Regions from separate parts of the Homo sapiens genome. Here region 2 is linked to region 1. Evidence: chromatin loops called from intact Hi-C (ENCODE). Cell type or tissue: ascending aorta. All regions are shown on one strand. Each heading gives the region's core, and the rest is flanking DNA. Links, peaks and the distances in the headings are about the cores only. Region 1 has its middle 23 kb from the start of HEATR6-DT. Region 2 holds the start of LINC01999 (long intergenic non-protein coding RNA 1999).

Region 1 (12,780 bases), core at 1,895-9,894:
AACAGGTATGCATGCCTATCCCGACTCCCTGCTCCCTGAATGAAGCAGGGCCTCCTGGCATCGCTTGATGTTTGTGATGCTATCCCCGGTTGCATTGGCAGCAGCCAACACCAGGGTTTTCCAGTGGCTGAGGTCCAACACGTGGTTAATGTCATTGCCTTTTCCTCCCTTCCTTGGGATCAGGGGAATAAATGTCTCTTACTTAGAACTGTTCCACACAGACTTAGAGTGACAGAGAAGTAATTTAACCTATTAAAGGCCATTTTGAGCAAAAACCACCTTGTGTCACTGAAGCTGTAGAACTGAGCCACAGGAGGAAACTGTTAAAGTCGCAGGGTCAAGGACAAGGTACCTATGTTATCCCGATGGCATAGAAGCACAGCCTGAGTCTCTTCTTTGGCTGAGCCAAGGGCGTGCTGGAGAGGCCTGAGAGAAGAAGGAACGGCCCTTCTGACCAGTGCCCTTTTGGTTCACAAGGAACGTCTCCTCTTGTTTAAGTGATTTGGCTGAGCTTGCTACTTCTGCTTTGAGAGTCAAATATCAGGATCAAGACTTTAATTATCCCCAATTTACAGATGATGAAACCATATTGGGCAGGAAAGAAAGTCACCGCAGGAGAGCGAGTTGGACCTGGGCACTGGCTGAGGACAAAGGGGAATGATAATTTGGGATGTAGCTTGTTAAGGGGCCTCCCAAGTGTTCTTGTGATCCAGGTGTGGAGAGGATAGAGCAGAATGGTTGCCAGGGAGATGCAGGTAGGGTGCACTGCAAGAGTGGGAGAAATTAAAGAGAACATGCAACAAAGCCTTGGGACAGCGGGAGGGGGATGGACCACCCTGTTTTGTGCTACGAGAGAAGAGAGCAAGAAAAGGAATCTGTGTTAAATCCCGACAGCCTGCAGGAGAAGCAAATGCCCTTCCTTTTGTTCATCAGCAGTGAGACTGGCATCCCTGTAGCTTTGGGAAACTGGCCAGTGTGGATGCCAGCTCCCTCCAGCGGGCCTGACTGGGAGACCTTGGGCTGGGGTTCTGGTCTGGGGCTCCTAGGCCTGATGGGAGGAGAGTTCAGCCCAGGTTTCCTGTGCTTCAGCTCGTATCCAGATGATGGTAACTATTGAAATGAGAGACTCAAAAGAAGCTGGAAACTGCATTTTTTGTTGTCCCATGTGGACACCTGTGTTCAGTTCCTAGTTCTACCTCTTGCTGTCTGTGTGTTCTTAGGTAACTGACTTAAACCTTTCTGAGTCTCATTTTCTTCATTTATGAAATAAAAGACATAACACTTATGTCAGATATTGTCCTGAGGATTAAATGGGAGAATGAGCAAGACTCTTCTGCATTCCCCTTGCGTCCAGTGGGTGGAGGCCAGAGAAGCTGCTAAACATCCTGCCAGGTGCAGGACAGCCCCCATCACAAAGAATTGACTGGATCCTGATGTCAGTAAGGCAGAATTGAGGATCCTTGGTGTGGGGGAAAAAGAATAAACTCGGAAGCTTGGCAGATCTCAATTCAAACCCTGGTTGTACCACCTCTAGCTGAGTGACCTTAGGCAGGTCTATGAACTCTCTGAGACTTGGCCTCCTCATCGATAAAATGAGGGAGATAAAACTACCAAGCTCACCAGAAATAACCCCATGCATATATGGTCAACTAATCTTTGACAAGGTCATCAAGGATACACAATGTAGATTCTTTTATTCCTTTACTTTCTTAATAGGCTTCCTTTCACTCTACTTTTACAAAAAAGAATACACAATGTAGAAAGGAAACTCTCTTCAATGAATGGTGTTGGGGAAAGTTCCTGCAAAAGAATGAAATTGCACACTTGTTTTACATCATATACAAAAAATTAGCTCAAAATGGATTAAAGATTTAAATGTAATATCTGAAACCATATAACTCCTAGAAGGAAACATAGGGAAAATATCTTCTTGACATTGGTCTTGGCAATAATATTTTTTTGCCATAACACCAAAGCACAGGCAACAAAAGCAAAAATAAATAAATGGGACTATATCAAACTTAAAACGTTTTACATAGCAAAGGAAACAATGACAAAATGAAAAGGCAACCTATGGAATGGAAGAAAATATTTGCAATCCATATATTTGATAAGGGGTTAATTATATAAGGAATTCACACAACTCAATAGCAAAAATTAATAAATACATAAATAACCCAATTAAAAATAGGTAATGGACCTGAATGGACTTTTTTTTCCCCAAGGAAGACATACAAATGGCCAGCCAGCATATGCAAAGGTGCTCAATGTCACTAATCATCAAAGAAATGCAAATCGAAACCGCAATGAGATATTGCCACATAGGATAGGACAGCTATTCTAAAAAAGAGAAGAGATAACAAGTGTTGGTGAAAGTGTGGAGAAAAGAGAACCCTTGTACACTGTTGGTTGGAATGTAAAGTGGTATAACCTTTATGGAAAACAGTATGGAAGTGCCTCAAAAAATTAGAAGTGAAAGTACCATACAATTCAGCAATCCCACTTCAGGATATATACTCCCCAGAATGGAATTAGAATCTTGAAGAGAGATCTGTGCCCCATGTTTATTGCAGCATTATTCACAATAGCTAAGATATGGAAACATCCTAAGTGCCCATCAACAGATGAATGGATAAATAATATGTATATAAACCATGGACTATTAGCCATTAAAAAGAAGAAACTCCTGTCATGGATAAACCTGGAGGATATTATGCTGAGTGAAATAAGCCAGACACAGAAAGACAAGTTTTGTATGATCTCACTTCTATGTGGAATCTAAGATAGTGAAATGCATAAAAACAGATAGTAGAATGGTGGTTGCCAAGGGCTGGGGGTGGGGAAAATGGGAAGCTATTAATCAAAGGCTATAAACTTTCAGTTGTAAGATGAACAAATGCTGGAGATTTAATGTACAGCATAGGTGATAATGGATGTAATAAATTTGTGATAATTAGTACACAATATATACATATATGAAATCATCATGTTGTATGCATTAAATATATACAATCCTTGTCAACTAAATTTTTTTTAATTTAAATGCCTAGGTCATAAGAATTCTGAGAATTAAATACAATAACATATATGAATGGGCCTGCTATACAGAAGGTGCTAAATAGGTTTGTTTTGTTTTGTTTTATTTCAACTCTGGCAGATGTAGACTTATTGGGAAAGAATGTAGAATACCCTTGTGCACAAGGATTATCTATATGATGACTAAATATCCTGCATACATGCCATGTCATTTCTTTTTTTTTTATATGCAATACTTTTATTTTAGACATGCAAGGAAAGCTATTTCAGAATCTACTAATTTAAAGCAAGCAGCTGTATACAGACAGCAAAAGAAGCAACATTTTGTTACAGCTTAGCACAAGGCATCCAACGCAAACAGACATGAGACAATGCATATTTATGTAGCATTAAAACCAGATGAATAATATATTATGGGGCAGGAGGAGGAAAGGAGGGGAAAAATAGAAATGAAAGACCAATGTTTCTCAATGCTTCCAATATATAATGCTAAATTTCCCACCTGATAGCACATCCAGGTGCTTCAAATGTAGTGCATTACAGTGAGAATGTTAAGAATGGAAAATCTTATCTGTGTACCTGCCTAATACTAAGTTTGGTCAAAACACATTTTCATAGATCTTCTTTCAGTGGTAAATCGATTTGAACATCTTGTGAAGTTATTGTTTAATAACTTACTTAACTTAGGCTTTATGCTGTCTATATATAAACAATGAATTCTTTTCCTTTTATAAAAAAATATGCTGCATGTTTTATTAAAAGAATATGCAATAGTTACCAATATTAAAGGTTTTAAAATTCAGAAATATAATGCCACAGTTAACAAAGTATTAAGTATTTAAATGAGGACTTAATATATTAGAATGCCATCACTAGTAAAATATAAGTATTTAGGTATTAAAACTGAATGAATATTAGAATTTTTGAACTATATAAACTCAGCATTAATGCTTTGAAAGAGTTATTATTCAGCAACAGATACTGCAGAACAGACTTCAGACATAGCTCTCTAATAAGTTCTTAAAGGGATTGTTTGATATTATTATATAGCACAAATGTGATTCAATAAATGTGGCACTACAAAATTTCTTAATACTGAATGTTTTAACCTTAAATATTATATAATGGTACAAATTAATTTTAGTTTCTTGTAATATTTTCACATATACTTTTATGTGATACATTAGAACACATTAGCTCATACAGATTGTAAGATAATCACACAAAATAGTTTCTTTTTTTAACCTCAATATTTGAAGACCAAACCACACTATATATTATGGCACTGCTTATTTTGACCTAGCACTTCAGCTATATTTTCTTTGGTAAACATTTTAATGATTGTCATGTTTTCCTCTTATAAGATAAATCACAGATGGTTCATTAATAATATGTATATGTTTAAGATTTAATATTACTCAAAACACTTCTAGGTCATATTTTATCAAGATGAGATTAAATCAGTTGCAGAGAGGAATGAGCTGTATCAAGATCACATATAGAATGAAAATACAGAAAAGTTTGGAATGTGAACAGGAAAAAAATACAATCATAAAAGTACTAGTTCTAAAATGTTCTACTATTATTATACAAGACAATAAATCACCATGCTGAGGATATTTTCTTTCATATGTATATCAGCATTCTATTTCCTCTGTGAAATTCTGCATACTCGATGAGTAGTCATTTAGTACACAGGGACATTAAAATATTCATGACGTGGCTACAAAAGAAATGCATATATTCTTACACACAGTATACAAACTGACACAGACACAATCAGATTTCTAGAACATTTAGTTCACAGTAAAGATAACTAAAACTTAAGTTTCTGTTTGCTTTCCTTCTTTGGTTTAAGGCTGAATATTTAACTTCTAAACAATGCCCAAGACTTTAGATTCATTTTTTTCTAACTTTACTACATACAGTGTTCAAAATGATGACAGACATCCTCCAGAAATTTTACAAAATCCTAAAACACTATATTTACTACTAATATTATGAAAAGATTTTCAGTGTAAGTCATCTGGTCAATACTGAGTTGACCAAAAATTCAATTAGAATATTTCCCTTCCACCAGTGTTTAAATTCATTAGTACATTTGTATTACATAAACTAAAGAAACTAGAGAAAAATCTTTCCCAAAAAAACTGGAAAAGTAGTCACTCATCTGGTATTTTAAGTAGCAATGAAGGTTTTTAACTGTTTACTTATACCTACAAAAGCAAAAAATCCAAAGAATTTGACTGAGACTGAGGATATTACTTTTTTAAAAATCCTCAAGACAGATTTTAACAAACTCTCCAGATTTGAGTGTCTACAGAAGGACTTCTAGGGGCTCCGAGAGTTCCCTGAAATTAGAAACAAAATGATGTACAAATTTTCCTGGGGTGACGGCCCATCATCTTTCGGACTCTCAAAGGGATTATATCCCCACCAGAAAGCAAGTTTAAAATTGCTTATTTGAGTGTCTTTAAAGTATCCTCATTTTAATATTTATTCAATTTGAAACTTTGAAATATTGAACTACAAAATCATGTAAACTGTTCCAAGAAAAATATCTAACAAATCCCTAAACTTACACAACCATTAATTACAAACGTATCTGAGGACAAAAGCCAGTTACATTTTAATCCTCAAAGAATTCCTAAATATTTTAAAGAGATAGCTGCCCTTTTCCCCCAACTCAGAATATAGTGGAATGAAGCAGCAAGTTAAAATCATATTAGTAAGAAATTAAACTCCCAACTACTTCATTTTCTCACAGAAGCTCTCATTTTCATAGGGAAATTCTTCTGTATCAATGGCATTAGTGATTCACAGTATTTAATGAATGCTTTTTTGTCAATGAACCTCTGAAGCTATTTCCATATTCTGTGTAAAAAATAAATTATAAGCCCCAATAATGGATCATTATCCAAGCAAAATTCCCTATGAAAATACCAGTTTAATGAAGTAATTGGGACTATCCCTTGGGATTTAATGTAATTAGACTTTTCAGGTAATGCTAAAATATAAATAACAAACTTGACAGAATTGTCATTACAAACTGAATGTATATACCCTACTACATTTCGATGCGTGTCAGTACTCCAGCAGGTATTCTAGTACGCTTTCTTAAACCCAGTGAAACTCTTGCTGTGATACATAGTCTCTGTTTTCTCCTGCAGTAGATCGGCCTGCTCAATTGCTTTAAGGACATTTTTCTTGGATGTTTCCTGAACTTCCCCTCCCAAAAGAAACTCATCCAAAATAAAATAAGCCTTCTCAAAATTAAAGATGATATCTAGTTCACAGACACTGCCGAAATACTTGTCAAGTAATTCCACATAACGATGAATTATTTCCAGGGTAATTAGTTCATTGTCCTGATCCTCAATAGCACAGCAAAAATACAGACTAGCATATCTTTTGTAAACAATCTTCAGATCTCGCCACTCAAGGAAGCTGCACATTTTAGGTTTCCGTGCTAAAACGGTCTGAACAAGTTCTCTTGTGATCTTTTTCTTCTCTTTGTCCGATAGTGGGACATACCATTTTTGCAGTCGAAGCTTTCCCTGACGACTAAAAAGCAACATAAACTGCATGGCGGCCGCGGGCCGCGGGCGCGGCGGAGCTTGGCCGGTGGCGGCGGAGCTTGGCCGGCGGCGGCGGCAAAGGGGAAGCCCCTGTCGCCGTGCTGAGGAAGAGAAGCCGTGGTGCTGTGGGGAAGGGCCATGCCATGTCATTTCTATTTCTCATTCCATGGGTAATAAAAGCAGAACCAGCCTTCTGGTGGTCACAAAACATTTTGACATGAGAAAGGCTCATGATGAGCAATCTGGGAATGTACATCCCAGAGCATGCATGCCCTTTGACCCACAGCTACCATGATGTCATGTCTAGTAATTAGTCCTAAGGAGATCATCAGAGATATGTAAAGAAATTTCATTCTAACAGCATCCTCTGTAGTGTTATACATCAGGGGCTGGCAAACCATGTCGGGAAGAACACAGTCATGCCCATTCATTTACAAATTGTGTATGGCTTCTTTCCCTGCAACAGCAGAGTTGAGTGTTGCAACAGAAACCTATGGCCTGCAGAGTTTAAAATATCTACTCTTTGGCCTTTTTTTTTTTTTTTCTTTTGTGACAGAGTCTTGCTCTGTCGCCCAGGCTGGAGTGCAGTGGTGCGATCTTGGCTCACTGCAACCTCTGCCTCCCGGGTTCACGCCATTCTCCTGCCTCAGCCTCCCGAGTAGCTGGGACTACAGGTGTCCGCCGCCACACTCACCACACCCAGCTAATTTTTTGTGTTTTTAGTAGAGACAGGGTTTCACCGTGTTAGCCAGCATGGTCTGGATCTCCTGACCTCGTGATCTGCCCGCCTTGGCCTCCCAAAATGCTGGGATTACAGGCGTGAGCCACTGCGCCCGGCCTACTCTTTGGCCTTTTATGGAAAAAAGTTGCTGACTCCTGGTGAATATATTAAGAAAAAGTTGGAAAAACCTAAATCTTCAAGAGTGGAGAATTAGAAAGTAAGACACGTTGTATATAAGACAGATAGTGTGTGTGTGCATTTATTTGTAAATACATTGTTTGGAAGTAATGTTGTCAACATATGTTGCAGGTCTTAAAAATTGTTCAATATATAGTGTTAATCAACAAACAGGCAAATTATAAAATGTAGACAGAATGTGATTGTGCATTTTGTGCATACACCAACAGAAGAGGGTGCTAAGAAGCCTGTGGACCAACATGCTAAGTGTGGCTCTTTTGATGGTGGTATTATGGGATTTTAAAAATCCTCTTGGTTTTGTATAGATTCTGACCTTCCTGTAATGAGTGTGAATAAATATGTGTTTCTTTATAAATGTAAAAATAACTTTATCTTCCCAGTTCTCATAATTGAAAATGTTGGAACAAATGGTCCTGGGACAGATCTTTCCTTTGAGAAGGGCAGAGGAGGGGATTCAGCTGGGTTTCTGTTGCATTTCTAGTAACACACAGTTGTGAAAGGCCAGTGTTGGCCATTCCCCAGGACAGACTGGGGTAGAGGAGGTCAGGATTTAATTACTTGAGGGACCAGGGAATGGACGTGGCCACAGTCCTTCCTGACTCGCTGTTTTCCCTTCCACAGTCCCTGTCTTCTCCTCACTGATGCACATAGATGCCTGACCAGAGGAGAGATTTAGTTTTCATCCGAGGATTATTTGTTATGTTGCAGTTCTGAAATTCCCATAATGTTTAAACTAGAACACAAGTGATTTCATTATCTCTAATGTGTACGGCTTGATAGAAATATATTCCATTATGTATCACCTTAAATCCAGATAAAACATAAGGAATTTCTATTCCATGTTTGTATGATCAGTGCTAATAATATAAAAAGTCTAAAAAATAGCTATTTCCTATATTACAGTATGAAATAAATATGCTGAATGATTTGTTTTGGGGGGTGGAAAGGTGTAAGACTGAGGAGGGTGCCTGTGGGGAACAGTGATAGGAATCCTTTCTTAAGGGTTGGGTTTTACATATGTCTTTTAAAATAGATGATATCATTAATAAATTATCTGTGGGCATCATGAAAAAAGTGGATAATGTACAACTTTTATGAGCTTGACAGTTGGTGAAACGCTTTTCTGTTTAAAATTTTATTTGACCCTCCCCAAAAGAAATGTTTATTCATGAGTATTAGGGTAGTTCCAGTAGTAATGCCTCAAAAGAACCAGGAGGTATAGTGTTGTCTAAAATGTGGACTCAGGAGCCAGACTGCCTGGCTGTGCAACTAGCCTTGTCACTTCCTAGATATGTGGCAAGTTAATTAACTCCTCAGTGTTCTTATCTGTAGAATGGGGATAATCATAATATACATCTCAGGGTTATATTAAAAATTGAAAAAGTTAATTTTGTAAAGCATTTAGAATGATATCTGACAAATAAGTGTGTTTATAAAAGCAAACCCTATAAAAGTGTTTACTCATTAAATACAATAATCTGAAGCCATTAGTGATTTAAACACTTGTGGCTGACTTGATAATATTTATGAAAATAAATACTGTATTTATAATCTTTGACCTGGTTTTACTCCTAGGAGTTTATTGTACAGTAAACATTTTCACAGGCAGACAAAAATATTACTATAAAATCATGTTTATTACATCTATCTGTGCAAAAGGAAAAAACATTAGGCAAATAAAATGACAATCAAAAGTGGTATTAGTTAAATGAATTATAGTAAATCCGCTGATTAGTAATCATATAATCCAAAAAGAAGTAGGCATATTTATGTGATGTGGGAAGATCCACAACTAATGTTAAATGGTAAAACATATAAAATGTTATGCCCAATAAAATACTTTCTGTGAGAGAATATGTTAATTTATTCAAGTGGCACCAATGTGGAGGGTTTATGCTAATTTCATTATACCTCACAGACAGACCTGGGCTCTCCCACTCATTATCTATGTGGCCTGGGATAAGTCATTTAACTGCTGTAAGCCTCAGCTTCTTCATCTGTCAGGCAGTGATACCCTGACTACTCTGCAGGGTAACTCTGAGATTTAAACGTGATCATCTCAGAATATGCCTGGCAAACAGTAGGAGCTCAGAACTTGATGTTTTTTCCTACAGCAACTGCATGTCTTTTGGGGATAGCACTTAATGCATGAGGTTGGTAAATCCTTATATACATAAAATATTGTGAAAACATAAGTACGTGCTACCATTTTTTCAAACCTCTTTTTTTTTTTTTTTTTCCTGAGACAGAGTCTCACTCTGTTGCCCAGGCTGGAGTGCAGTGGCACCATCTCAGCTCAGCTCACTGCACCCTCCAACTCCCGGTTCAAGTGATTCCTGTGCCTCAGCCTCCCGAGTAGCTGGGATTACAGGCATGTGCCATCATGCCAGGCTAATTTTTTTTTTGTATTTTTAATAAAGATGGGGTTTTGCCATGTTGGCCAAGCTGGTCTCCAGCTCCTGGCCTCAGGTGATCCTCCTGTCTGAGCCTCCCAAAGTGCTGGGTCAAACCTCTTATATCCAGTAAAACAGCCTCACTGGGTCAATGGATATCATGTGGTTGCCTAACATTTTTACTTTATAAAAGGTCCTCATGAGGCCATTCGAAAGTATGAATCAAAACGCTTTAAGATGAACAGGGCCATAAGTTTGTATGAGGCTTCTCAGTGGACCTCCAGATGAAGACCAAAGTAATTACAATTTCACATTTCATTTGTGAACATGGCCAGCAGCTACGTTCATACATGAAACAGGACAATGACAACAGCACCAGGAATAGCTGCCCCTGGTCAGATGCCCTCATGAGCCCAGCTCCACAGGACAGGGCCACCAGGCCCTGCTTAGGGGAAAGCGGGGGCGGGTTTGTAGAGGAAGCCCAGCCAGCCAGCCAACCAGAGATGGGAAAAACCCATTGGGAAGAAGTTGCTTGCTCTAGCTGGACTTTGCAAAGAACAGGAAAAGATGAATCTGGACAGACAAATGGTCCTGAGTGGGGGAGCTTGGCCGTGAGCGTGACTCAGGATGTGGTCAGCAGCTGCCACACCAGGACACAAGATATGCAAAGATGCTGGGTGGTTGGTTCTTAAAGATTTTGTGCCTTGAGAAAACTAAAGGATGCAGACGTAGGCAGAAGGTGGCTCTTTAAAAGTGCTTCAGGCAAGGAGGCAGTATGGCATGGTAGAAAGTGGTCTGGTTTTTGAGTTGAAGAGACCAGCCTTGCCATTTATTTTTCAACAGATCACTTCACCTTCTGGGCCCTAATTTCCATGTCTGTGCAATGAGAATGACATTATACTTAAGATGTAACAGGAAATGAAAGCACAAGTATAAGATCTCCCCATACTTTCATCTCATCCACTCTAACCAGGGCTGACATGCATGATTTTCCAGGTTGTGCACTGAACAACTATGTCTGGTGGCCAGGATGAGTGGGACCATCATCCATCTCCAGTGTCATTTCTGAAGTGCTCCACCCTGGCACTGCCTACACCTAGAGGGAGGGACACTTTTCCTAAATAGGATACAGGTGCTGTCTGTTTACCCATGGGACTCTGTCTACTGGAAGGGGGCGTTTTTCTAATTCTCAAAGAAGCATCTTTTGAACTAGTGGTGGTCTTCATCCAGCCTGCCATGACTATCTGCATTCGAATGCAGGCTGTTTATACACACATTTCTCACCCTCTATAGAGTGGAGGCTATGGTTTTCCTGTCTGGAACCAACTACTCTTTAGTACAAATTGGGGACAATTGTAGGCATGAAAACCTAATGGGACTCTGTTTATTCTGGGAATAGGGTAGAGATGAATCCTGCCTGGGATGTGGGAAAGGAAGAAAGCCTTTGACTCATCCCTTTAAGAGAAGGGGCTTTTGGCAGTCTGGAGTCTTTATCTTTTCTGAGTTCCTGGCTGACACTGATGTTTTAAAGGCTAACACAATGTGGAAGTTCCAACTCCCAGGCTGACCATTAACTCCATCCCATGCCACAAGCACCCCAGGAAGCCAGGGTTGGAACCCAGAGTCAGGGAGAGGGGTGGCAGCCCAGGCTCGCAGGAGCCAGTTTCCTAAGCCTGGAGCATGTCAGGCAGAATCAGGCATAGCCTGTCCTGAGTGTGCTGGAGCTGGGCTGTCCTGGAGGTGAAGAATCATACACAGAAAGGAGCACCCGAGAAATGCCCTCAGGCTAGGAGGAGAAATCCACATGACTATTGTGGAAAGTGTGGGTTTTGGTGTAGAATTTTTACTCTTTGATGATTTGAGCACTTTTCATCACCATGGTGGGCCGAGGACCTGCCCCAGTCCCCAGATATTGCTCCAGACAATGAGTTCTGCAGCCTGCAGTTACTGTTTTCCCTCTTCAGCTGCTCTACTTGGGAGCCTGGCTCTGTTAGGAAGGTGCGGGCAACCCTGTTCCCCCGCCCTAGGATTGAACCAGGATGAAGACATATCCAGGAAAGCCGCTGTGGCCAGCCTGAGCGTAAGAGAGACTGCGACTCCCTGCCCAGTGGAAATACACTATACTGCAAGATGCCAAAATGAGCCACTTGAATCCTTTTTTTCGGGAAGTCAAAAGTACGGTGAGGCATGAGAAGAAGGATCTCCAGCTCCAAGTTGTTCTCCCTCTTGTGGCTGAACACACTGTTACCATATGCTTATGAAACCATTTGCATATGGTACAAGCCCATGTGGGAGAAATGAGAGCTCTGACAACTTCTACCTGTCTTCTGTCCTCTCCTGACAATGCATCTCCATCACTAATAGTGGCCTCTGGGTTTTACTTTCTTCTGTGCACAAAGAAAACAACTGGTGGCACCTGTACATAGAGAATTCCAGAGGCAGGAAACTCTCCTTACTTTTGGACAGTGCACAGCAAAGAGAATGTAGTTGGAAGTTCAGCCAACCTGGATTGCAAGCCACCTGGAGCAACATGGCCTTACATGAGTCACATGACTGCTGGGAGCAACTCTCTAAAAGAGAGTGGTGAAGAAACCTAGGTCATCAGAAGGTTAAATAGAATAACGTGTGTGACTGGGCAGAGCACACAGAAGGCACCAAATATGTGTTTTTTAGATTCTTTCCCAAATCTAGGAGGTGGAACTTAGCAATAAAATGCCTTAAAACCTAAAAAAAAGTTATAAAAGTGCATTCAAGGTCATGGAAAAATATACATTAGGTATAAAAAGGAAGGTTGTAAATGTATGTAAGATGTAACATAATAACTAGTTTGCACACACCCTTACAAAATAAAAGT
Region 2 (12,780 bases), core at 2,209-10,208, 470 kb after region 1:
TTATGTTGGTAGGCAGCTGTCATGCTGGACCCCTATTGACTTCAACAGCAATGGCACCATGTTTGAGAGGCTGAAGACGAGATGCAGAGCCAGTGAATGAGACACAGGGTTTGTTTAATTAATTTATTTACTTTTTGAGACAGGGTCTCGCTCTGTCACCCAGGCTGGAATACAGTGGTGTAATCATGACTCACTGCAGTCTCAACCACCTGGACACAAGCAATCCTCCTGCCTCAGACTCCTGAGTAGCTGGGACTACAGGCATTAGTTCTGGCTAATTAAAAAAAAAAAAATTATAGAGATGGGTCCTCACAATGTTTCCCAGGCTGAGACATAGGGTTTATTGAGGAGACTTACATACAGGGCAATCCAGTGGTGGCAGGCTGGACAGGAGAACTGCATTTGCTTACAAAAAACATACTGGCTGGGCGCGGTGGCTCACATCTGTACTCCTAGCACTTTGGGAGGCCAAGGCAGGTGGATCACTTGAGGTCAGGAGTTCGAAACCAGCTTGGCCATCATGGTGAAACCCTGTCTCTATTAAAAATTCAAAAAATTAGCTGGGCACGGTGGTGCGTGCCTGTAATCCCAGCTACTTGGGAGGCTGAAGCAGGAGAATTGCTTGAACCTGGGAGGCGGAGGTTTCAGTGAGCTGAGATCGTGCCACTGCACTCCAGCCTGGGCAACAGAGCAAGACTCCATCTCAAAAAAAAAAAAAAAAGTATACTGGTTATATAGTGTTTTCACTTAGCATTCTCACCCTAGCAACCTCCACCTGGCAACCTTGATTTAACCCAAAACAAAGGGCCTTGATCCCCTGTATGGCCTGCATTCCATGGGATGAGATGGGGATTCCTATGTTCCTCATAGGTAAGGAATGAATCTCCTGATTGGCAACTCCCAGGTTCCTTTTTTTTTTTTTTTTTTAAGAAACATGTTTATTTTCGGTCAACCTTATTTCCATGTGGCTTATGAGCCTGTAAGACAACTTGGTGGTTGTTCCTACCCATTCAAGTGGCCTGAGCAGTGGGAGCTGCAGACCAGACTTCCATGGCAGGCTGAGCTCTCCAATCTTCAGTAAGGAATTGCTGAATAGGCACAGAGGGCACCTGCCACATTCAGATCAGTCTGCACCCTCAGGCAGAGGAGCAGTGAACTCAGGAGCTGGAGCAGTCCATTTACCCTGAAATTCCTCCTTGGTCACAGCTTTTTTTCAGCAACAGCTTGCTCTTCCTTTTCATCTTTTTTTATCTTATTATATATATATATTTTTTTGAGACAGAGTCTCACTCTGTTGCCCAAGCTGCAGTGCAGTGGTGCTGTCTCAGCTCACTGCAACCTCCACCTTCTGGGTTCAAGTGATTCGCCTGCCTCAGTGTCCCAAGTAGCTGGGACTACAGGCACGTGCCACCATGCCAGCTAATTTTTGTATTTTTAGTAAAGACCGGGTTTCACCATGTTGGCCAGGCTGGTCTTGAACTCCTGACCTCAGTGATTCACCCACCTTGGTCTCCCAAAGTGATGGGATTACAGGCGTGAATCACCACACCTGGCCTTCCTTTTCAACCTCTTTAGGATCTCTATAAAAGTAGAGATCAGGCCTGAGCTCCCATGAGTGTTCACAGGAGATGGTGCCATGCATGCACAGAAGTTCCCAAACCAGCATCCACCATATCAAACCCGTAAGTAAGCTCCTTTGTTGTTGCATGGGATGGCAATGTCCCCATAGCGCAAAGGAGAATCTGTGTTGCACAGAGCGATGGTAGATAAGATTAACATAAGTTGCCTCTGTGACAGGCCGGTGGTCGTTGTTGGATTGTTGGAATCAATAACCACCAGAAGCTGTGGCTCCCAGAAGGTTTCCTGGATCTGGTTAGTGAAGGTTCCAGGAGTGAACCGACCAGCAATTGAACTCCCAGAGATTCTTTAGCTCAGAGTTCCGAACACGCATTCTTCTTTTTTTTGAGATGGAGACTGGAGTGCAGTTCACTACAATCTCCACCTCCTCGGTTCAAGCGATTCTGCTGCCTCAGCCTCCTGAATAGCTGGGATTACAGACACGCACCAAAATGCCTGGCTAATTTTTATTTATTTATTTATTTTTATTTATTTATTTTTTTGAGACGCTGTCTCGTTCTGTTGCCAGGCTAGAGTGCAGTGGTGTGGTCTTGGCTCACTGCAACCTCTGCCTCCCAGGTTCAAGCGATTCTCCTGCCTCAGCTTCCCAAGTAGCTGGGACTACAGGTGTGCACCACCATGCTCGGCTAATTTTTGTATTTTTAGTAGAGACAGGGTTTCACCATGTTGGCCAGGATGGTCTCGATCTCTTGACCTCGTGATCTGCCCACCTTGGCCTCCCAAAGTGCTGGGATTACAGGCATGAGCCACCGCTCCTGGTCTAATTTTTATATTTTTAGTAGAGATGGGGTTTCACCATGTTGGGCAGGCTGGTCTCGAACTCCTGACCTCAGGTGATCCACCCGCCTTGGCATCCCAAAGTGCTGGGATTACAGGCATGAGCCACTGCCCTGGGCCGTCCGAACACACATTCTTCTTAGGCCATAGGGTCATTCTCCGGGTATGCTTAAATTATTTCTGTTAGGCACATCTGCCATACAGCAGCCTCCAAGATGACCTCCAGTGATCCCTGCCTCCTGGTGTTTACCCTTTTGTAGTCCCCTCATATTGTACCAGATTTGCTCTGTGTGACTAGTAGAAAATTGCAACAGTAATGGTATGTCCCTTCAAAGGCTAGTGTATAGAAAGACTTTGTGGCTTTTGCCTTGCTGTCTCTTGGATCAGTCACTAGCTGCTATGGTGTGAAGACATTCAAGCAGCCCTATGGAGAGGTACTTGTAGTGAGGAACTGAGGCCTTCAGCCAAGAGCCAACAAGAAACTGAGGCCTCCTGCTAACAGTCATCATGTGAGTGAGCCATCCTGAAGGTGGATTCTCTAGCCCCAGTCAAGTCTTAAGAGATTGAAGCCCCAGTCAATATCTAAATTGTACCTCATGACAAACAAACCCTAAGTCAGAACCACCCTGCTAAGCCCCTTCCCAATTTATGACCCACAGATACTATGAAATAAGAAACGTTTGTTGTTTTAAGCCATCAAATTTTGTGGTAATTTGCTATGCAGTAACAGATAACTAATAGACCACATCTAGGAGAATTTGGAAAGAGTCACTTGAAGATCTATACAAATAGTAAAACTGAGCCTGATAAATCTAAATTGCTGCCCTAAGATTACGTTATTCATGCTAGCCATTGTAAAAAAAAATCATTACTAAAGTTTTAAATATTATAATGTGTCCTTCTTGTTAAACACACATACACACGCAGAATACAGAATTATGTGAATAGGCCTGGTGCGGTGACTCACGCTTGTAATCCCAGCACTTTGGGAGGCTGAGGAGGGTGGATCTCCTGAGATCAGGAGTTTGAGATCAGCCTGACCAACACGGTGAAACCCCATCTCTACTAAAAATACAAAAATTAGCTGGGTATGGTGGCAGGTGCCTGTAGTCCTAGCTACTTGGGTAGCTGAGGCACAAGAATCGCTTGAACCCAGGAGGCGGAGGTTGTAGTGAGCCAAGATCATGCCACTCCAGTCCAGCATAGGTGACAGGGTAAAACTATGTCTTAATAATAATAATAATTATACAAATAGGACAACTCCTTCAATCTTCTCTGAAACTGCCTTGATTCCATCCATTTCTGCACAATAATTCTTCAGCTTTTTCTTCCTTTTCATGAAATACATATTTTCATTTTCCCCAAAACTACCCAGTCTGTTTCTTTTGCTTAAAATAATAATAATAATTTTTTATTTTATTTTAGAGATGAGGTCTTGTTATGTTGCCCAGGCTGGCCTCAAACTCCTTGGGCTAAAGTGATCCTCCTGCCTCAGCCTCCCAAGTAGCTGGGACTATAGGCATGCTCCACCACGCTCAGATTATAGTCAGAAGAATCTTAACAGTATTATAATGGATGTACCACAATTTAATCCATCTCCTCCTAATGGACACAACTTATTTAATTTTTAATATTATTAATAATATTGCCACCTTCTTTACATCTTTGTGCACCTATGTGTTATTGTTAAGATAAACTCCTAGAGATGAAATTACTGAGAGGGCTGGATGCAGTGGCTCATGCCTGTAATCCCAGCACTTTGGGAGGCTGAGGCAGGTGGGGACATCACTGTGGAATGTCAGAAATGAAAGTCAGTAAATTTTGTTTTGTAAGTTCAAAAGCAGTTTCTGTCTCATAAAGCAAAAAATATTAAGAAAGAAGATAAAATCAGTCAGCAGAGATGACCAGATAGGTAGAGACTGAGAATGTCACAACCTCTGCTCACTCTTACAACCACCCTGGTAGCATTTTTACCCCCCTTCCCAGGAGTATTAACTCCAAAAGGAAGAAAGATCAAGTAGAAAGAAACGTAAACTAAGGTATTTTAAACATGAATTGAGATATAATTGAATTTGATTTAGTTTGCCTTAGATTAATAAGATTGTTTTCTGCTTCAGGCAGGATGGGGACTCAAGGTCATAAATTAAGATTGAACTGTAGGAAAGTTCTATTTGGCTGGGCATGGTGGCTCATGTCTGTAATCCTAGCACTTTGGGAGGCCAAGAAAGGAGGATCATTTGAGGCCAGAAGTTCAAGACCAGCCTGGGCAATATAGTGAGACCTCTGTCTCTCCCAAAAAATACAAAAATTAGCCAGACATGGTGGCACATACCAGTGGTCCCCCAGCTGCTTGGCACGCTGATGTGGGAGGATCACTTGAGCCCAGGAGGTTAAGGATGCAGTGAACTTTGATCATGCCACTGTACAACCTGGGTGACAGAAAGAGACCCTCATTTCAAAAAACCAAATTAATTAACAAAATTAAATATAACTTTTCTTTTCTTTTTTTTTTTTTTTTTGAGACAGGTCTTGCTGTGTCACCCAGCCTGTAATGCAGTGGCGCCAGCTCAGCTCACTGTGACCTTGACCTTCTGGGCTCAAGTGATCCTCCCACCTCAGCCTCCCAAGCAGCTGGGACCACAGGCCCACACCACAACACCTCACTAATTTTTGAATTTTTTTGTAGAGATGGGGTCTCTCACTATGTTGCCCAGGCTGGTCTTGAACTCCTGGGCTCAAGTGATCCTCTCTTGGCCTCCCAAAGTGCTGAGATTACAGGTGTGAGCCACTGCTCCTGATTAAAAAGTTCTATTTTCCATATACCTGCACTTGGAGGACACTGTGGGTGAGCATCTGTGCACGACCGGTTCCTCACTTGCCTTGCGCTAGTCCCAGCCCTGCTCTTCATTTGCTGCTTTCAGAGGGTATCTTTCAACATTTTCCTGAACTTGGGCCTTCTCTGAGGGAGATCCAGCAGTTTCTGAAATCACTAACTGCTAGTTTACAAAATCCTTTCGGGTCCCAGACATCCTCCCTATTTCTTAAGAATATTTTTGGCCGGGCACAGTAGTTCACGCCTGTAATTCCAGCACTTTGGGAGGCTGAGGTGGGTGGATCACCTGAGGTCAGGAGTTTGAGACCAGCCTGGCCAACATGGTGAAACCCTGTCTCTACTAAAAATACAAAAATCAGTCAGTGTGGTGGCACGTGCCAGTAATCCCAGCTACTCGGGAGGCTGGGGCAGGATAATCGCTTGAACCTGGAAGGCGGAGGTTGCAATGAGCCGAGACTGTGCCACTGCACTCCAGTCTGGGTGACAGAGTGAGCCTCCATCTAAAAAAAGGAAAAAGAAAAATGTTCAGGACTATTATAGCTGAGAAAAGTTTTCTTCATGTGTCCTTTAGACTTCTATGTTCACAGCCTTTCTTCATAACAGGCCCCTCCCTTTTCTCCCTCGCATCCTAATAAACCTCTATTCTACCCTCTGCCAAATTTGTATTAAAAGTCGCACATGAGCCCAGACGACATCTGATTCTCTGCAGCTAACAGAGGGCTGGCAACAGAAATCTCTCTTACATCCTGGCAATATGTAATATACTACCTTTCTCATCTAGTGATGAGAGTCCTTACGGGTCTAGTTTCTTCCTAAAGGATGCACCCTCTCTGAAACTAGACATCAACCTTATAACTTTGAATCATTCTCTAATTTGGCAAAAGCAGATCTTGCAAAATAATTTTATACGTTCTATTTTGAAAATGCCACCTAGTGGACAGAGCTAGTAAGGTTTTCATGATAACAACCAGTCATGGGATAATCACGAGAGTGAGCCCAGGGATTTAGCAAACCCTCCAGCTGGGTCCACTTCAGCACACAAACCAGCCAAATGGCCTGTGATGACTTTTCTTTTTCTTTCTTTCTTTCTTTCTTTCTTTCTTTCTTTCTTTCTTTCTTTCTTTCTTTCTTTCTTTCTTTCTTTTTCTTTCTTTCTTTTTTTTTTTTTGAAATGGAGTTTTGCTCTTGTTGCCCAGGCTGGAGTGCAATGGCACGATCTCGGCTCACTGCAACCTCTGCCTCCTGGGTTCAAGTGATTCTCCTGCTTCAGCCTCCAGAGTAGCTGGGATTACAGGCATGCACCACCACGCCCGGCTAATCTTGTATTTTTAGTATAGACAGGGTTTCTCCATGTTGGTCAGGCTGGTCTCGAACTCCCGACCTCAGGCGATCCACCTGCCTTGGCCTCCCAAAGTGCTGGGATTACAGGCATGAGCCACCGTGTCCTGCCCTGTGAAGACTTTTATCCTGTCTTTTCTGCTTCCCTCCAAATTAATCATGACATAATAATTCAAAAGAAAATATTGGGGGCAGGCACGGTGGCTCACACCTGTAATCCCAGCACTTTGGGAGGCTGAGGTGGGCGGATCACTTGAGGTCAGGAGTTCAAGACCAATCTGGCCAACATGGTGAAACCCCATCTCCACTAAAAATACAAAAATTAGCCGAGCATGATGGTTCATGCCTGTAATTTCAGCTACTCAGGAGGCTGAGGCAGGAGGATCACTTGAACCAGGGAGGAGGAGATTGCAGTGAGCCAAGATTGCGCCACTGCACTCCAGCCTGGGCAACAGAGCAAGACTCTGTCTGAAAAAAAAATACAAAAGAATTAACATCAAGAAGAAAATGTTGGTTGTTCCAATTCATGTTGTTATGACATCCAAGTTGCTAGCTATTGTAATGGCAAAATATTTGGGGAAAGTATATGGAACAAAGGTTCATGTGCTGGGCAATGATGGGAAGTTAGTAATTAGTATGTCCCCTCTCCAACTGCATAGAATAGTTTACACTCAGCAGGAAAATCGCTAAACTAAAATTCCAAACATAATATGAGAATTCAATAGGTACTTTATTGTTTGAAAAAAAACATATAAATCATGACTGTTTCTCCCCACCCCTAAGAGTAGTAATTTAAAACTCTGGAAATATTTTAAACAAAGATAGGAGGCATTCCTTTCTTTCAAATATGGAGTACTTTCAGATAAGATCCCTGAAATCTTCTTTTGAGAAATGTCAGGGCAAAACTGAGATCCAGTTTCTGAGTTTAGACAGAAAAATTGCTGAAACTTTTGAGAGTACTTGGAACTTCAAATTATCTGTGACTCCACCTTTCCTGAGTCACACAGCAGCCCATTACAGCCCTTTTCTGTTTCTTCCTTTGTGTTGCTCCGTCCTGGGTTTGGGAAATGGTTCATTTCCTCCTCTCTGCCCACTAGCAATTTCACATTTCAATTTCAGCTACAGGAAGGGACACAAATAAACACCTATTAGAAATTATGGGGTGAATAATTTTTTGGATGAGAAAGTTTCAAAAATCATGAGAGGCACCTATGGCAGACCCCCTAGGGTCTTATATAATGTCCCCTCCGTATGTCTCTGCTTTTAGACACAGCTGTGCTGAATAGTTCCATACAAGTTCAGATGCACCTAGCACTAATGGTGTCCATGAGTACCTGTGTGCATCTTGTTCAATGCCCAGGACATTCTTCAGTGCCACAGGAACCTGCTAGACCCATGGACAAGTGCAGTCCAGGGTAACCCTCAGGCAGAGGGGGACAGGAATAGGTGATGATCCAGCCTCCTTTCCTTTGGAAGAATCATTCTTGGAGGCCCTGGCTGACTGGAGCTCCTGATCTCCACAGTCGCAACCTGGATAATTACCTTTATATGATCTTTTGCTCCTCTGTTTTACTGTCCTCCATCTCTCCTGTGATCACTTTCCAAATAAACTACCTTAATTCAATTCCTTGTCTCAGCCTCTGCTTTGAAGGGAACCCAATCTGTGTTCACTAGGAGACAAGTGAGAAAGCATTCTGAAGTCCATTTTTGCTCTTAGTAAGTTAAGAAGAGTATACTTATTCTGGGCCAAGTGCGGTGGCTCATGCCTGTAATCCCAGCACTTTGGGAGGCTGAGGTGGGCAGATCACTTGAGGTCAGGAGTTTGAGACAAGCTTGGCCAACATGGTGAAAACCTGTCTCTACTAAAAATACAAAAATTAGCTGGGCATGGTGGTGGGTACCTGTCATCCCAGCTACTCGAGAGGCTGAGCCAGAATTGCTTGAACTTGGGAGGAGGAGGTTGCAGTAAGCCGAGATCATACCACTGCACTCCAGTCTGGGCAGTAGAGTGAGACTCCATCTCAAAAAAAGTAAAAAGAAGAGTATACTTATTCACTCCCGATGTTTTATTTGGTTAAGTGGGGTGACATCTATTCCCATTTTTTATCTCTCTATGCTTAATATGCTGTTGCCACACTGGCCTTCTTTCTGTTTCTCAAACAAACCAGCCTATTCCTGTCTTAGGGTGTGTGGAGGAGTTGTTCCTTCTGCCTGGAACACTTTCTTTCTGTGGCTTCACATGACTGGCAGCATCTTGTCATTCAAATCTCAATTCAACTGTCACTTTCTCAAAGAAAACAACCTTGATCACCAAAAGTAGCCACCATATACACACTCCCAACACCGTAACATATTACTTTGTTTTTTTTCTTCATAGCCGGTATAAATTTATCTGGTTAATTTATTGATCACCTATTTCCTCCTCAAAACCTAAGATCCAAGTACAAGTAGGTACTCAACATACATTTGCTGATTAATAAATCTCCTGGGCCAGGCATGGTGGCTCATGCCTGTAATCCCAGCACTTTGGGAGGCCAAGTAGGCAGATCGCTTGAGCCCAGGAGTTTGAGACCAACCTGGGCAACATGGCAAAACCCTGTCTCTACAAAAAATAAAAATTAAAAAATAAGCTGGGGATGGTGGCATATGCCTTTGGTTCCAGCTACTGGGGAGGCAGAGGTAGGAGGATCTCTTGAGCCCAGGAGGCAGAGGTTGCCATAAGCTAAGATCGTGCCACTGCACTCCACCCTGGATTATAGAGTGAGACTCTGTCTCAAAAAGTAATAATAATAAACCCAATAAATCTCCTTTTGCCTGTAAAGAATTGATAATGTTTTCTTGGACTTGTGTGCAAAAATAAATACAGATTTTTAACAGAGACTGCTCAGCTCACCAGTGTCTGGGAAAGGGCAGCCTAGCCTCTCCCTCTACATATATCAAAGGGTTGGAATAGAGCATTCCAAAGAATGATCTAAGTAGAAACCTCTGAAGGAAAATCTCTATGAACATTCCATTTGCCTTATGAGGAGCTTAAAATTTAGCTCCCCACTGAAGAATTTGTTTCACCTTCAGTACTTGGTTAGGCTTGCATTACCTTATCCAATGGCCTCTTTACCTCTTTGGCAAGGTCTAAATTTGTCACAGATGTGGGATTTTTTGTTTTGTTTTTACAAAGTCTAAGTTTGTCACAGATTGTAGGAGTCCAAGTGAGACAAAGTAGAGTTGGGGCTTGGCTTCATTCAGCTCACCCCCAACTAGAGCATTCCCACTGAAATGCTCACACAACTACGTCACTGCTAATAGTCCTTTTACTTAAAGAATTCCAGGAACTGGCCTTGGAGATAATCAAGGTCACAGAGTGTTCCCCCTCAGGAAGGAATGCTGAACAACTGATTTACAGCCTGGTTGCCCTGGCCAGACCACCAGCTGGCCCATTACTCAAGAAAACCATCACAATCAGATATGCTGACCTGCATACCCTACCCATCACGTGTTTTGTCCAGCCCAGCCTGCATACCCTACCCTTGATGTCAATTCTCATGCTTTGCCTACCAAAAAAGCCCTACCAGCTCTTCAGGGAATTCTTTCTTTTGTGCTGCCTCCCTTATGTCTCAGCATAAGCTCCAATGAAGCCTTGTCTGGGAAAGCTCTTTTGGCCTCATGTCAATTTCTTTTGCATTGAGAGCCCAAGAACCCATGGTCAGTAACATAAGGAGACATGACAACTAAATACAATGTGGGATCCTGGATTGGATCCCGGAACAGAAAAAAGATATTAGTAAAAAAACTGATAAGATCTAAATAAGGATTGTCATTTCCTTAAATAAAAAAAAAAAGTAACTATGAAAAATAGAATAGATATAAGACTAAGGTAGGCCATTCCCAGAATCCAGCTTTGAAATACTTTGCCTCCTTATCACAGAATCAAAAGTGCTTCCCAGCCCAGGCGTGGTGGCTTACACCTGTAATCCCAGCACTTTGGGAGGCCAAAGTGGGCGGATCACCTGGGATCAGGAGTTCGAGACCAGACTGGCCAACATGGCAAAACCCCATCTCTACTAAAAATACAAAAAATTAGCCAGGTATGGTGGCAGGCGGCTGTTATCCCAGCTACTCGGGAGGCTGAGGCAGGAGAATTGCTTGAACCCGTGAGGCAGAGGCTGTGGTGAGCCGAGATCGCCCCATTGCCCTCCAGCCTGGGCGACAAGAGTGAGACTCTGTCTCAAAAAAAAAAAAAAAAAAAAAAAACAAAACAAAACAGTGCTTCCCAGAGTTGAGAAACTGTCCCTGCATGAGGAAGAGGATACATGACTTTAAAGAAGTTTCCTACCCATCATCTTTTTTCTTCTCCCCTCCCTCTTTCCCCATTCTTCTCTCTCCCTCTCAAATATATTTTGAATATGTTATGCCTGTATGAGGTATAAAACTCAGAAAGTACAAAAATATATGTGTAGTTCAGATTAATAGTAAGTGTGGTAGGCTGAATAATGATCCTCCCTAAAATAAAATATTTACATCCTAATCCCTGGAACCTGTGAATGTTATCTTATATGGGGAAAAAAAGAACTTTGCAGATGTTATTAAGTTAAAGATCTTGAGATGGGCATATTATCTTGCATTATCTAGGGGGCTCCTAAATAAAATCACATGTATCTTTGTAAGAGGAAAGCAGAAGGAGATTTAACACAGACAGAAGAGGAAAAGGCAATGTGACCTTGGAGGTGGAGACTGGAGGGATGTGGCCACAAGCCAAGGTGGGCTAGCATCCACCAGAAGCTAGCAGAGGCAATTTGACTGTAATGTGTCTAGCTAAGGTTTTTTAGTTTATTCCACTTGATGTTCATTGCACTCTTGAATGTATTGTGCTTTCTTCAAATTCGACAAGTTTTCAGTCATTATTTCTTCGAATATTATTTCCACCCTTTTCTCTCTCTCCTCTCCTTCTGGAACTCTTATTGTTTGTATTTTGGTACACTTGCAGGTTTCCCACAATTCTCTAAGGCCTTTATTCTTATTTTCTTGCTGTCCCCCAGATTGGCTCTCAGTGGACTTGTCTTGAGATTTGCTGAAGACAAACCTGAGACAGGATCTTGCTCTGTCACTCAGGATGAGTACAGTGGCACAATCATGGCCCACTACAGCCTCAAACTCCTGGGTTTGAGTGATCTTCCTAGCTCAGCCTCCCACCTCGGCCATCATGCCCAGCTAATTTTTATTTTTATTTTTAGAGATGGGGTCTCACCATATTGCCCAGGCTAATCTTGAACTCCTGGGCTCAAGTGATCCTCCTGCCTTGGCCTCCCAAAGTGCTGGGATTACAGGTGTGAGCCACCACACCAAGCTGCTTTTGTGTGTTTGTTTTCAAGATGAGGTCTCACTCTGTCTCCCAGGCTGGAGTGCAGTGGCACAATCTTAGCTCACTGCAGCTTCAAACCTGTGGGCTCAAGTGATCCTCCTGCCTCAGCCTCCTGAGTAGCCAGGACTACAGGCATATGCCACCATGCATAGCTAATTTTTAAATTTTTTGTAGAGATGGGGTCTCACTATGTTCCCCAGGCTGGTCTTAAGCTCCTGGCCTTTAGCAATCCTCCCTCCTCAGCCTCCCAAAACACTGGAATTACCGGCGTGAGCCACTGCACCCAGCCCCAGGTTTGGTCATTCTTTGTCAATTCAAATCCACTGTTGAGCACCTCTAGTTAATTTTTCATTTCAGTTCTTACACGTTTCAACTCCAAAATTTCTATTTTGAGCTAATTTCTATCCTTTATTGATATCCTCTGTTGGCGAGATTTTTGTCATACTCTCCTTTAGTTCTTTTTTTTTTTTTTTTTTTGAGATGGAGTTTCACTCTTGTTGCCCAGGCTGGAGTACAATGGTGTGATCTCAGCTCACCATAACCTCTGCCTCCCTGGTTCAAGCGATTCTCCTGCCTCAGCCTCCTGAGTAGCTGGGATTACAGGCACGCACCACCACACCCAGCTAATTTTGTATTTTTAGTAGAGATGGGGTTTCTCCATGTTGGTCAGGCTGGTCTCGAACTCCCAGCCTCAGGTGATCCACCGGCCTCAGCCTCCCAAAGTGCTGGGATTATAGGCATGAGCCATTGTGCCCGGCCCTCTCCTTTAGCTCTTTAGACTTACTTTCCTTTAGTTCTTTGAACATATTTATAATAGCTGATTTAAAGTCTTTGTCTG

What was found. A loop is a pair of places that touch in the nucleus more often than their neighbours do. Peaks named below come from ENCODE experiments on the same cell type or tissue, not always from the same donor. Only the 100,000 strongest peaks of a DNase experiment are listed, where the experiment ranks them.
Region 2: a loop joins it to region 1, with 4 times the contacts of the local background. A loop is called at or near these places in 3 of 110 quality-filtered maps.

What each region holds. Positions count from the first base shown.
Region 1 is chr17:60,096,040-60,108,819 of GRCh38, forward strand. It overlaps the pseudogene LOC653653. Among named protein-coding and RNA genes, the nearest start is that of HEATR6-DT, 23 kb to the left of the region's middle. In ascending aorta, for the core only: no CTCF peak of the experiment used is centred there; a DNase peak (open chromatin) is centred at 6,772; H3K4me3 peaks cover 525 bases; H3K27me3 peaks cover 713 bases.
Region 2 is chr17:60,563,758-60,576,537 of GRCh38, forward strand. LINC01999 (long intergenic non-protein coding RNA 1999) reads left to right here and starts at 789. Exons shown (of 4, transcript NR_126009.1): 1 at 789-870; 2 at 1,576-1,682. It also overlaps the pseudogene RPSAP66. In ascending aorta, for the core only: a CTCF peak has its summit at 6,169 (motif pointing left); a DNase peak (open chromatin) is centred at 6,249; H3K27ac peaks cover 493 bases.